Regions from separate parts of the Homo sapiens genome. Here all the other regions are linked to region 3. The links are chromatin contacts, found by Hi-C or POLR2A ChIA-PET in ENCODE. All regions are on one chromosome and are shown on one strand. Each heading gives the region's core, a stretch centred on a gene start or an enhancer-like site at or near the end of the contact. The rest is flanking DNA. Distances are from core to core; before and after follow the strand shown. Region 1 overlaps MYO16 (myosin XVI). Region 2 has its middle 28 kb from the start of LINC00676. Region 3 holds the start of LINC00370 (long intergenic non-protein coding RNA 370).

The links. A loop is a pair of places that touch in the nucleus more often than their neighbours do. ChIA-PET counts read pairs that join two places held with the same protein, here RNA polymerase II (POLR2A). Pooled maps may share reads with other maps.
Region 1: a map of PC-3 shows a loop between it and region 3 (3-fold over the local background). The contact joins the enhancer-like site here to the promoter of LINC00370 in region 3. A Hi-C loop is called at or near these places in 6 of 168 maps with a recorded cell type or tissue (HCT116, MCF 10A, PC-3 and 3 more) and 3 of 50 pooled maps. POLR2A ChIA-PET finds 5 or more read pairs at or near these places in 2 of 52 experiments (MCF 10A and PC-9).
Region 2: a pooled map shows a loop between it and region 3 (2.5-fold over the local background). The contact joins the enhancer-like site here to the promoter of LINC00370 in region 3. A Hi-C loop is called at or near these places in 1 of 168 maps with a recorded cell type or tissue (PC-9) and 2 of 50 pooled maps. POLR2A ChIA-PET finds 5 or more read pairs at or near these places in 2 of 52 experiments (MCF 10A and PC-9).

Annotation. Positions count from the first base shown.
Region 1 is chr13:108,955,152-108,959,147 of GRCh38, forward strand. It overlaps MYO16 (myosin XVI), which reads left to right. Exons shown (of 35, transcript NM_001198950.3): 17 at 2,537-2,648. Among named protein-coding and RNA genes, the nearest start is that of MYO16-AS2, 140 kb to the right of the region's middle. Within about 2 kb of position 2,545, at least 7 of the 41 ENCODE cell types and tissues checked have a DNase peak (open chromatin) inside an H3K27ac peak, as active enhancers do; they include PC-3, PC-9 and mammary epithelial cell, where a contact is called at or near this core.
Region 2 is chr13:109,698,305-109,702,177 of GRCh38, forward strand. No RefSeq gene overlaps it. Among named protein-coding and RNA genes, the nearest start is that of LINC00676, 28 kb to the right of the region's middle. RefSeq lists an enhancer at 1,818-2,112 and a silencer at 1,818-2,112. Within about 2 kb of position 1,982, at least 5 of the 41 ENCODE cell types and tissues checked have a DNase peak (open chromatin) inside an H3K27ac peak, as active enhancers do.
Region 3 is chr13:109,280,533-109,284,587 of GRCh38, forward strand. It overlaps LINC00370 (long intergenic non-protein coding RNA 370), which reads left to right and starts at 1,441. Exons shown (of 3, transcript NR_170230.1): 1 at 1,441-1,745.

The sequences.
Region 1 (3,996 bases), core at 1,295-3,794, 320 kb before region 3:
CAGGGTCATGTTTGTCACCTTACCTGTGTCGTCCTAGAAAGTCAGGTCATTTCTGCAGCGAGAGGCAGACCTTCCCTGTGCACCAACTCCACACCCTCTCCTTACCTCATCCATGTCCCCCTCTTCAGGATTTTCCGCAGCTCCTTTTCTTGAAGTCTTTTATGTGGTTTTTTGGTGCTTCTATCTCAGCAGATTCATATTCCAAAGTCTCTCCCACACCCCACTCCAGCCCCTAGATTGTTCTTCCACCATCAGCCGAGATTGGGGAAAAAGAAGTTCTCACAGATCCAGCTCACATGGCCACCATGGTCTGCTTCTCCCTTCCAATTCCAGGAAACATTCCCTTTGTCAAGGGCACAATTTCCTGGTTTCTGTGGTCTCTTTTCCATCACTATCATTCAGTCTTAAAGTCACCTTCTCCAGCCAGGCGCGGTGGCTCATGCCTGTAAACCCAGCATTTTGGAAGGCCAAGGCGGGTGGATCACGAGGTAAGGAGTTCAACCAGCCTGGCCAAGATGGTGAAAACTCGTCTCTACTAAAAATACAAAAATTAGCCGGGCACGGTGGCAGGCGCCTGTAATCCCAGCTACCCAGGAGGCTGAGGCAGCGGAATTGCTTGAACCCGGGAGGTGAAGGTTGCAGTGAGCCAAGATTGCCCCACTGCACTCCAGCCTGGGCAACAGAGGGAGATTCTATCTCAAAACAAAACAAAACAAAACAAAAAACACCTTCTCCTTTTGTTTTAATGACTCAGATTTTTTGTAACATTCTTACTCTGTCCTGGACACGCCATTCTTTCCTCAGCCCTAATTCCAGCGTCTCATTTTGAGTGAGCTCACCCACTCCCATGGTTTTAGCCTTCTGCGTATTGATGACTTCCAGATCCTATTCTCTAGTGTTTTTCTGAATTCCAGATCTTTATAGCTATTATTTCTTGGGACTACATTTAAACTTTAACAAGTAATTTAAAGTCAATATGTCTAATATCAAATATAAGACTTTATCTCTCCAGAAACCTATTCCTCCTCTTGAGAATGTTTTCCAGTTGAATGGGCCCGCAATCCACCCTGTTTTCCCAGACAGAGACTTGCTACTCATCATGAGCTCCCTGCTTTCCACCTCCCCGTGCCCAGTTCACCCCCTTGTACTGCCAGCTCTCTCTCCTCCCTTCCCCTCTCCCCATCCGTCCTCTTCTTCACCACTGCTGGCCTCTCACTGGGCCACACACTCCCCTTACTTGCCTTACCTCTTTGCAGGTAATCTTGCCCTGGGCTACCAGGATATTCTTTCCAAGGCGCCAACATGATCATGCCACTTCTTTGTTGCAAGGCCCTCAGAGCTGCCTGTCACTTCCAAGACATGACAAACTCTTTTTTTTTCCAAGCTATACAAAGCCCTGGCTACTTCTCCAATCTCATCAATCTTTGCTCATCTCACCGTAGGCTCCAATTTTGCACACATGGATATATTTTCCCCGTATGCATCATGCTTGACCAATTCTTTCTGCTTTGTACATATTCTAATTATTCCAGGGATAACCTGAAAGCCTGGGAGTTGCTTGGCAAATTCTTGGAATCACAGCCTGCCTTTCGCCACTGTGTTTCCTCATTGCCTACTTCTGGTTGCAGCCCCTTCCTGCACACTTATACCTAGACTCTATCTCTCTGATTTTACCTCCCTTATCTGTGCCCCTGGATAGTTTATTTTGCTGTTGTTGAGTCCTTTTCCTTCACATTCTCAGCTGCTTGGTATTGCCTGTATTAGATAGGTGATTCGTACATGTTTGTTGAGGGAAAGGAGTAAATCAATGGCATAATCAACCATCTCATTATTGAAAAGTACCAACAAGGAAAAATAATAACTTACTATAAACTAGGCATCTTTAGTTCAAATATTAATTACAAACCATATGATAGAACCTGTTGAATTTTTGTATGAAATTCATGAGTCACGGCCAGGTGCGGTGGCTCACGCCTGTAATCCCAGCACTTTGGGAGGCCGAGGTGGGTGGATCACAAGGTCAGGAGTTTGAGACCAGCCTGAACAACATGGTGAAACCCCGTCTCTACTAAAAATACAAAAATTAGCCGGGCGTGGTGGCACGCACCTGTAATCCCAGCTAGTCAAGAGGTTGAGGCAGGAGAAACGCTTGAACCTGGGAGGTGGAGGTTGCAGTGAGCCAAGACTGTGCACTGTGCTCCAGCCTGGATGACAAGAGTGAAACTCCATCTCAAAAAAAAAAAAAAAAAACAAAAACATGAATCACTTGTGACCTTCTCCTGTCACAAGGAAAGGTGCAGCTAAGATGAAAACCGAGTAAAGCAATGTAAATATGTCCTGGTACAACAAGAACTAATGTTTTCCTTTCCTGAGATATCATGTGCTGTGATGCACCAAATGCTTTGAAAACACGTGGGGACACCATGTCCAGGTGATTCCCATCATTTTAGAGATCAAATACGGCAGAAGTGACTTTTAACCACAGAAGTCTGACCGGAAGCCAGGCGATAACGTTACGTGCCTTGTCTCCTAACAGGTATTTGAACCAGACCATACAGGATGATGCATCCACAGGGGAGCGTTCTCTGAACAGGGAGAAATTGGCTGTTTTGAAACGAGCCCTGAATGTAGTTGGCTTCAGCAGCTTGGTGAGTCATGTCATAAATATTTCACTGAGAAAATCAACCTTCTACTAATTTATAAAAGTTATTCATTCAAAAGCATTTACTGAGCCCCTATGACATTCCAGATGTTGCCGAGGACACTGATGATTCGGCAGACAACAAGCCCCAATCCCTGCCTCCTAGAGCTGACATGCTAGTGGAGGCAGGGGGCAGGACTTCATCCACATGTTGAGGAAGAAAGGAACTAGGAAGAAAACAGAGCAGTCAGCAGAGAGTGGCAAGAGGAGAGGGTGCAGTTTCCAAGAGGGTGGACAAGGAGCCCTTTCCCAAAATGAATATAATATATACATTATATATATTTTTAAATATATATTTATAATATATCATTTTAAAATATTTAAAATATATTTTAATCATAAACTTTATAAATTATATTTATAAAATATAATTTAATATATTTAAATATATATAATATTCAACATATATATTTTATATATGTATCCAAAACAGATCAAATAACTTTATACTTGATCAACTCATGAAAAAACTGGTAAACCTGAAGTAACTGTTCATGTAAAGAATCACTTGAAAATTAACATAATCACCTTGTTAAAACATCTTCTTGAACAATATAAATGTTTTAATATTGTCATATTTAATTGCACAGAATGGCCAAGTACCTGCAAGCATTATGAAGCTGAAAAATTACACTTTAAAACTTTTAGATCATGGCCGTGCCGTAGAAACATCTATGATGATGGAAAAGTTAGTGACCTGCATGGTGCTGTACCACAGGGTAGTTTCCAGCCACGTGTGGCTCCTGGATGCTTGAAGTGTGGCTAGTGGGCTGAAGAAATAAATGTTTAATATTTCTTTATTTTAATTAATGTAAATTGACATAGCCATGTGTGGTTAGTGGTTACTGAATCAAACAGCACCCAGCCAGTGAATAAGACATAAGAAATGGTCTAAGACTTGAGAGAAACCTCTCAGAATTCCCTTCAATCTCTATTTCCCAGAGGCATTATCTCTGCCTCCATTCAACATGGTGGTGTTTTGGATTATGGTCAATTTACGGCCAATTCCTCAAGAATATTTAATATAATATCACAGGGATAACTTGGACATGCCAGTAGTTCACAAGCCCAGATTAGGTCACAGATTTAAATCTCTTCTATTTATTTTTCTGAAGCCAATACATGGATGGATTTGGGTCTGTGTTTATTTCCCTGCCCACACCGTTATGGCTGACGGGGCAGTGAGTAGGTGGGGAGGGTGGAGAGGTCCACAGGAGGAAGGGGAAGGAAGTGAGGCCCACCCTAAATGAGTGAATGCAGGGGCACCTTGCTGCACCCACCCTTGCTGTTTTGAG
Region 2 (3,873 bases), core at 732-3,231, 420 kb after region 3:
TTATCAGAGTGTAGGAGGTTTGTCTAGACATTTGCTTTAAGGCTTTGGCAGTGGAAGAAAAACCCAAAATACACTCAGGAGGAGAATATGGGGTAGGGAGACATTATTTTTTAATAACTAATTACAATCCCTGGCAAGAGTTTTGCTGGTAATTTTACTTCCTACTGTGGTTGCTATCCATGGATGTACTATACATATAAAAGAGATAATATCAAATAACTTGTTTCTGTGACATACTAAAAGAAGAAGTATGAAAAATATTCTACCTCATCTAAAATTCTGATACCTTCATATTTTGGAAAGGCACATACGTATTAAAGTATACAACTGTCAACAATTTGTAAATATTCCACACCAAGTGGCTGCTAGGCAAAGCCTTACCTTGTGTTGATATGACATCTTTTATTTCTTGAGTCCTATTGCAAAAATTTAAAAGATTTCTCGTTATATCTTTTTCATGTCGCTCACACTTTCCAATAAGTATGTGCCAAGCTTTTATTCTTCAAGGTCAACAAACCCTGGCTTAGCCATCATAATCAATCAAACTGCATTTTTACAAATGTAAGTTTCAGCCATCTGATAAAATGAGCAATTCTGCAATGTTTTGTGGTTTTTTTATTTCCGTTTGAAAACAACTCATTTTAGAGGAACTCTGTTCCCTGTGGTTCTTAGTCATCCTTATCCCAGAAAAGAGTAATTTTTCAGTGTCCATTCTCACTAACTCTGGAATATATTGTATGATTAGCTAACTTTGAACCTCAAATACTTACATTAAAAGTGCAGAAACCATGATGGTTTGAATAGTTTTGTTTTGTGATTTAGAATTCAAGTAGAGCTGGATAATAACTGACAACATAAAATGTGGAATCCACAAAGAGTCAGTATGATTCAAAGTTCACCATTCTAATTCAAATAAAATTTTAAGAATTAAAACTGATGTCCAGCCCAATATAGAAGCTCAAGCAAATTCAAATGGCTGATGGAGGAGCTGGCTTGGCTCCAATTTTTCTATTCCTCAAGTTACTTTTGAGAAAAATAATACATATAAATGAAAACATAACATTACTGGAAAAGAGAAAAATGAAAATAGCCATGGAATAGAAATGTTGAAAGCTTCTTCCCAAGCAAGCCTAGAAAAAGCTCTGAGAGCAAAGTCAAGGAGGCAAAGACCTTGCCATGAGTCAAACATTAGGGCGAGAGCTGGAACGGCTCACTACAGCTCCTACCACCAATCCCCCAAAATAGAGTCGAAAAATGACGGTCGGAGAAATTGTTTCTCCCAAAGACAAAGCCCAAAGACTAGTTTTTAAAGAAAATTAATTTGTCGGTGAACTTACAGGGCCTAAAAGAAGCACAGCAGATCTTCGCCCCGGCAAACCCACAGGGGCGCTGTGGAGTTTCTTCATTTTTGAGAGAAACACAACCTCTTGGACATCCATCAGCCCCTCCATGAAACGTCTGCTCTAGCAAAGCCACCGATCCAAGGCTCAAGAGCGCTACTTTACTTTCCACGAGGCCCTGGCTGGATGTTCAGCAGGTGCTCTGATAAAAAGCAGGCCCCGTATGAAAACCAGCAGGGAACAGAAAACGCAGCAGGGCTCTCCAATCTCATGCCAAGGTAGGTGAGGCTGTGCTGTCCCCAGCAGGCGCGTGCAGCGCTGCTAAGTGATGGGAATTTCAGAGCAAAAGAAAAGATGGGTTGTTTTTTGTTTTGTTTTGTTTTTGTTTGTTTTTTCTTTAAAGGTATATGTATTGGTTTTTCAAACAGTTACTAAGTTGTTAGGGCATGCATAATTATGTCGTTTGGCTCTAACTACTTATACACAGAACTGTTAAGAAGTTGCTCTGGCCTAGGGCCACTGTAAAAAAATTACTGAAACAATGATAGAGACTTGAACCAAGAAAGCGAGGAAGTCTCTGTGCTGTAGTTATCGGCTCTCAGGAAAGAAAAACCCTCCTGGCTTGGCAGCTGGCCCAGGAGGGGCGTGGGCAGGAGGAGGTCCCCAGGCTGCTGGATAGTTCTTCCTGCTGTTGGAGCCTCATCCACAGACACAGGCCTGTAGTTAGCCAGGCAGGGAGGAGGCTGAGCAGGAAACAGATGTGCCTGGCTGCAAAGGAAACCCACAAGCAATCAACCCCATCTTCATTCATAAAAAAGAACCAAATCAAGTGCCACCCAATACAGGAGGCAAATACCAGGGTGGAGGATAATGTGAACAAATAAAACAGCTCACCTGAGAGGAAATAGAAGTAATAATAATAATAAAAATCCAACTTGATACTGAGAGATTAGAGAGGAAATTGCACCCATAAAATTAGAATTAGCTACAATTAGGAGGAGGAGGAGGTAGGGAGGGTAAGGAACAGGGAATAAGAAGATAACAGCACTTACGAAAAAGGAAGAGGTATGGTAAATAAAATTTAACTGACAAAATGAAAATTAAATGGAACTGCCAAGCTGGCTGTCCAGAAGAGGGGCTGTTCCACCATGGAGACCAGGCAGCTAGAGGGTCGAGCCAAAGAAACCTCCCAGATCTAAAAGGAAAAATAAACAGACGAATGAATAAAAACCTAAAAGTCTTGCAAGATATATTCAGGAGGGTCAAACTAATAGAGACTTTTACAAATAGAGAACAAAAATATTAGAAAGAAATACTAGGAGAAATGATTGAAGCCTCTTTTCTGGAGCTGAAGTTCCTTATACAGTGATCCACTGAGGGCTGTGTGTCCACCCACAGGTCCCCTGATAAAACTTATAGACCCCAAAATAAAAGAAAAACTCTAAAAGCTCCCACAACACAGAAGGGGACAACATGCTGTGTAGGAACCAGTGGCTGCCATCAGAAGCTAAGAAGACGCACAAAGGTTGTGAAAAAGGTCCCGCAGATCTTGGCCTTAGGTCACGCTTCGAGTAGTGGGAGTTTTGGTGACAGATAGCGTTTCCCTTGCTACAGGTTTATTTATTCACCTTGTTTCAAAGAGAATAAAATATGCATAATTATAATACCATGTGCTGACGTGGAGGGACATCCATCACATGAAAAACAAGTTGCAAAACAAATGGATAATAGGATCCTACTGAGCTTAAATACACATACACAGGCACAACTAGACAAATAGGCAGATAGATAGATAATAGGTAGGTAGGTAGGTAGAGAGAGAGGAATTTAAAAATATCTAGAATACGTAGCAGACAGCTGAGATTGGGGAGTAGAGGAGGTGAAGATGTTTGCTTTTAATCTTCACCACTTGATACTCTCATTTTTTAACAGAGTATAAATTTCTTTTGAAATTAAAAAAATTATCGTACTTTTAGTGGAATAAAAGCAGCATCAGGCACATAGTAGGTAATTAATCAATATTTGTTAAATGAATGCGTGAATGCAAAATATATGCCTTTCTACCATCAGAAGTATAGCTCTATTCAAACTTTCTTCAGTATCTCCTGTAGCACTGACAAATTAAGTTTTCTGTCTCTTCTTAAGTCATATTTGGTAATATATTTTCCTAGAAATTCATTCATTTCAGCTAGATATCAAAATGGATTATCTCATGGCTGTGGACTGCAACCTCCTTTCCATATTGCTTGTTTTACATAAGAAACACATACATATTTTCTTTTTGAAACCCTGTTATAAAAGTACTCGACAAATTGTATTAGTCAGTTTTCACACTGCTGATAAAGACATACTGGAGACTGGGCAATTTACGGAAGAAAGAGATTTAATGGACTTACAGTTCCACACGGCTGGGGAGGCCTCACAATCATGGCGGAAGATAAAGAGGAGCAAGTCACACCTCGGATGGCAGCAGGCAGAGAGATCGATCTGGTGCAGGAGAACTCCTCTTTATAAAACCATCAGATCTTGTGAG
Region 3 (4,055 bases), core at 191-2,690:
ATGCTAGCCAGGGCTGGAACCTAAAGAAGAAGAAGACCAAAGATTGGAGAAAAGAGCTGAGTTTAGGTATTGTCTGAATCACAGAGAAGAACAAAACTAACCTCTCCTTCCATAGTGATACTGGCATTAGGATTGCCAAATAAAATACAGGATGCTCAGTTCAGTTTGAATTTCAGATAAACAATGAATATTTTTTTCAGTATAAGTATATCCCAAATACTGCATGTGATTTACTTATACTAAAGTATTTCTTGTATATCTGAAATTCAAACTTAACTCGGCATCCTGTATTTGTATTTGCTAAATCTGGTATGACCACTCTATCCAAGATGTCTACCTGGAGTCTCTAAAAAGAAAAGCAAGAAATGGCAGATTATAAGGTGGCAGGTGTATTAGGGTTCTTTAGAGAAACAGAATAAACAGGGTGAATACACTGTGTGTGCATGCACGTGTGTGTGTGTAGCGAGAGAGAAAGACAGAGAGAGAGAGAGAAAAACAAAAAACAAGAGTGGGGGGAGAGAGAGAGAGAGATTTATTTGAAGGATTGGCTCATGCAATTATGGGGACTGTTAAGTCCAAAATTTTCAGAGTGTACCGGCAGGCTGAAGACCAGGGAATTGTTGACGTTGCAGCTCACAGTCAAAGGCAGTCAGCTGGCAGAATTCCCGCTTCTCATGGCATTCAGGCTTTTTCTATTCAGGCCTTCTACTGATTGGATGAGGCCCACCCACACCATACAGGGTATTCTGCTTTACTCAAAGTCTGCTGATTTAAATTTTAAAATTAAAATGTAATTTAATGGAACTTAAATTTTAAAAATACCTTCACAGAAACATCATTTGACCAACTATCTGGGTACTGTGGCCTAGCCAAGTTGACACATAAAAATAACTAACACATTAGGGAAGACAGCTGGCTTCCCTAATCTGGTGAATTTGAAGCAATTAACAACATATTCACGGGAATCTCATCACAGAAGGACGTGTTAAATCATAAAGCAAAACAGCAAACACATATACTGCAACAGCACAAGTGCTCTGGGCATATGCCTTGCTAACGGGAACCTTTTTTCTTTTTTGAACCGGTTGCCTAGAGATGCTTTGTTTTGCTTTGCTTTTTTTCCTTTTTTAAAACATTGATCCTTGGATGAAAGGAAGTGAAGGTTACTATTTGTTTTATCTCCTGCTCACAACAGAATGGCTGTGAGAGAAATAGTGAATTTGAAAGGGCTTAGCTTGCTGAAGCCAAGCAGAATTCGAAGTGTCTCTAGATCACTGTAGACAAAACAAGTCGTATGGCCAACGCTTACTCATTTGGCCACATAGGCACTTGCCTGGACTCCCAGTCTACGGCTAAATTTAGCAGAACAATTGTCAGCCAGCTTCCCTGTTTGAAGGTGAGAGCTCACGGGGACAGCAAGCTCCCAGCGGGTCTTCATTTACTGCTTCATGACAAGAGGTTCCATGCTGACAGCATCTGGGGAAACCTCGCTGGGCCTCGGAGGTCCTTCCTATGGGTGATATGCCACCCACCCTGGGTCGAGAGTCAGAGAAGCGCGGCCGGTCCCACTGCTGGCTTCGCCTGCCTGTTTCCCACAGCTTCCCTCTAGTCATCCACCTACACCTGCTGCCCAGTTCCCTAGAAACCTGCCTAGTGTAAAAGGAAGCAACTCTGGAGAACAGAATGAGAAATCAGAAAGCAAGGCCCTGTCCTCTGAGTTCTGTCCTGGATGGGGACTGAGGAAGGTAAGCCCAAGCAGGGGGTGCTTCTGCCACACCCAGGTTGTGTTTATTTGTCTCTTCTGTAGATTGAGAAAAACATCTCCCTTAGCCTCCAGAGGGAGAAAACAGGGCCATATTTCCCCGAGCCATATGAGGAAAGTGGGTGATTTTGAGCTCTAATTAGAGCTGGCTCTAAGAAAACACACCATGTGCGTGAGAGCTGCTTCTTCTCACATAACCCAATTGAGGAAATTTCCCCAATTAGATCTTGTTTCTTGTCTCTTTTAATCAGCAAGACTTTATACAATGATGCTCCTACTATACTCTCATCCAATTTGCAGATCCATATATAAATAACAATGAGCATAGTAGGAAGTGTTTTATTCTTATTTATTGAGTGCTCATCCACTTCCAGATACTGTCTTGAGGAATTCACACTTACTAACATACTTACTTCTGGAGGTAGGGACTACCATGGCATCTGGCTTCAAAGCTCACTCTGTTCCTCAAGGGAAATCATTTTTTGGACATTTCATAGTAATAACTATTGACATATTAAGTCTTATAAAGCTTTTAAAGGTGTTTTTACGAACTCACCTTCTTTCCTCTTTATTACTACTTCTGAGATAAGGTGGGCTTTTGTTTTTTTTTTCTTAACATCCTCATCACCTCCATTGGAAGAGTGAGGGAGATCAGACTGGGAGAGGTTGAGGGATTAGCCTGGCCTCTCCTGGGTGTGCAGGTGAGCTGTGTGACTGTACCAGATGCTCTGTCTGCAGAGGCACAGGTCCCCTTGCCTGCAGTCTTCCAATGTAGTATCAGAAATCCAGTTCCCATCTTAGTGTCAAAGTCTTCCCAAATGCAACCATAAGCCAAAAATAAATGTATACCTTCCCTCCATAAACCATTATTCCAAATTCTTCTGCTGTTGCCAGTGACAATCATCTGCCTTCTAGTCTTCCAAAGGAAGAATCAAAGAAGATGCTTCCAAAGGAGGCATCAAAACCTAATAATCATCACTGATAATCTCTCTCCTTCTTGTGCCCATGTCCAGTTGGTTGAACAAGTGCTAACCTAGCAGTACCACATCCAGCTATGATGGGGCAGGTGCAAAGATGGAGGAAGAAAGATGGCCCCAGAGATCACGGTTTTGTAAAGTCATGAAGGAGATAACTGGAACATGAATCATTATCAACTGAGATAGGAAATAAGAGGACACAAAAGAAGTAACATAAAACATTCTTACTAATGTGAGGGACCTCACAGGAGGGCATGTTTACTTCCAAGGGTAGCAGAGAAGAAACAGAGAAGGCATATAGCATCTGAGCTGAAACTGGAAGGACTCAGGACCTACAAAAATAGGGCAAGGCTGATGCTCAGAAGTCGTAGTGAAAAGACAAAGCAATGAATGTTGTATTTTGGTTGATTTTTAGGAGGGAATGAAACTGAAGAAACTAGGGCATAAAGCTAATTTTTTAAAAAACCATCCATTCTTCTTCTCTGTCTGCGCCATCGTCACTGGGTCCAGGCCTTTATCACCTAAAGCTTAAAATGATGCATAACCTCCCATCTGTGCAGAACCGTGTGGGTGACATTGATGCCATCCAGCGCTGGTGCACCCTCAGAAATATTCATAATTTATTGTTAGTCTATGTGGACTGTTCCCAGCACTTCATGTGCTCTCTTCCTTTGCTCTTGTTGCCTGGAAGAAATATTCTACTGAATTGAAAGCCACCGCTTTCCTGTGTGCTTCCATCTCAGGTCTTCTCACCTGCTCAGTCATCATAGAGTATGAGTGTCTGTTCTCTGTCTTGTGTAGTCAACATTTTCCTTACTCCTGGATTCTTTCTATCTTCATTTAAGTATCTCCAAGTCTCTCTCATTAAAAAACGTATCTTCCTTGGGCCCCCTGAGTCCCCGACCTCATCATTCTCATATTCACCCCTCTTCCACCCCACTTCCCAACATCCGTCAGTCAGGATTCTTTCTGCTTCTTCTAATACATGGTATTCTTGTGCATACAGAGAATGCTGTTAATTTATCTTCTTGGCTTACTTTTATTAACTCTTTGGGTTTTAGATTAATGATGAATCTCTGTAAAAGTGCTTAGCTAACTTGGTCCACAATTCCCAGTTTTCCTTGAAGTTTCTGTAGAATAACATTAGCTAGGGACTCCAATAGAAGCAAGCATCACGCATACAATGTTGATTAATGGTCAATAACATAACCGCATAGTTTCAGAAGTGTATTTTTGGGAGAGACAGACATAGTGTTCACATTACAGGTGTAAACACTTGCTAACTACCATATTTCACTGAACAAAATATGGACTTT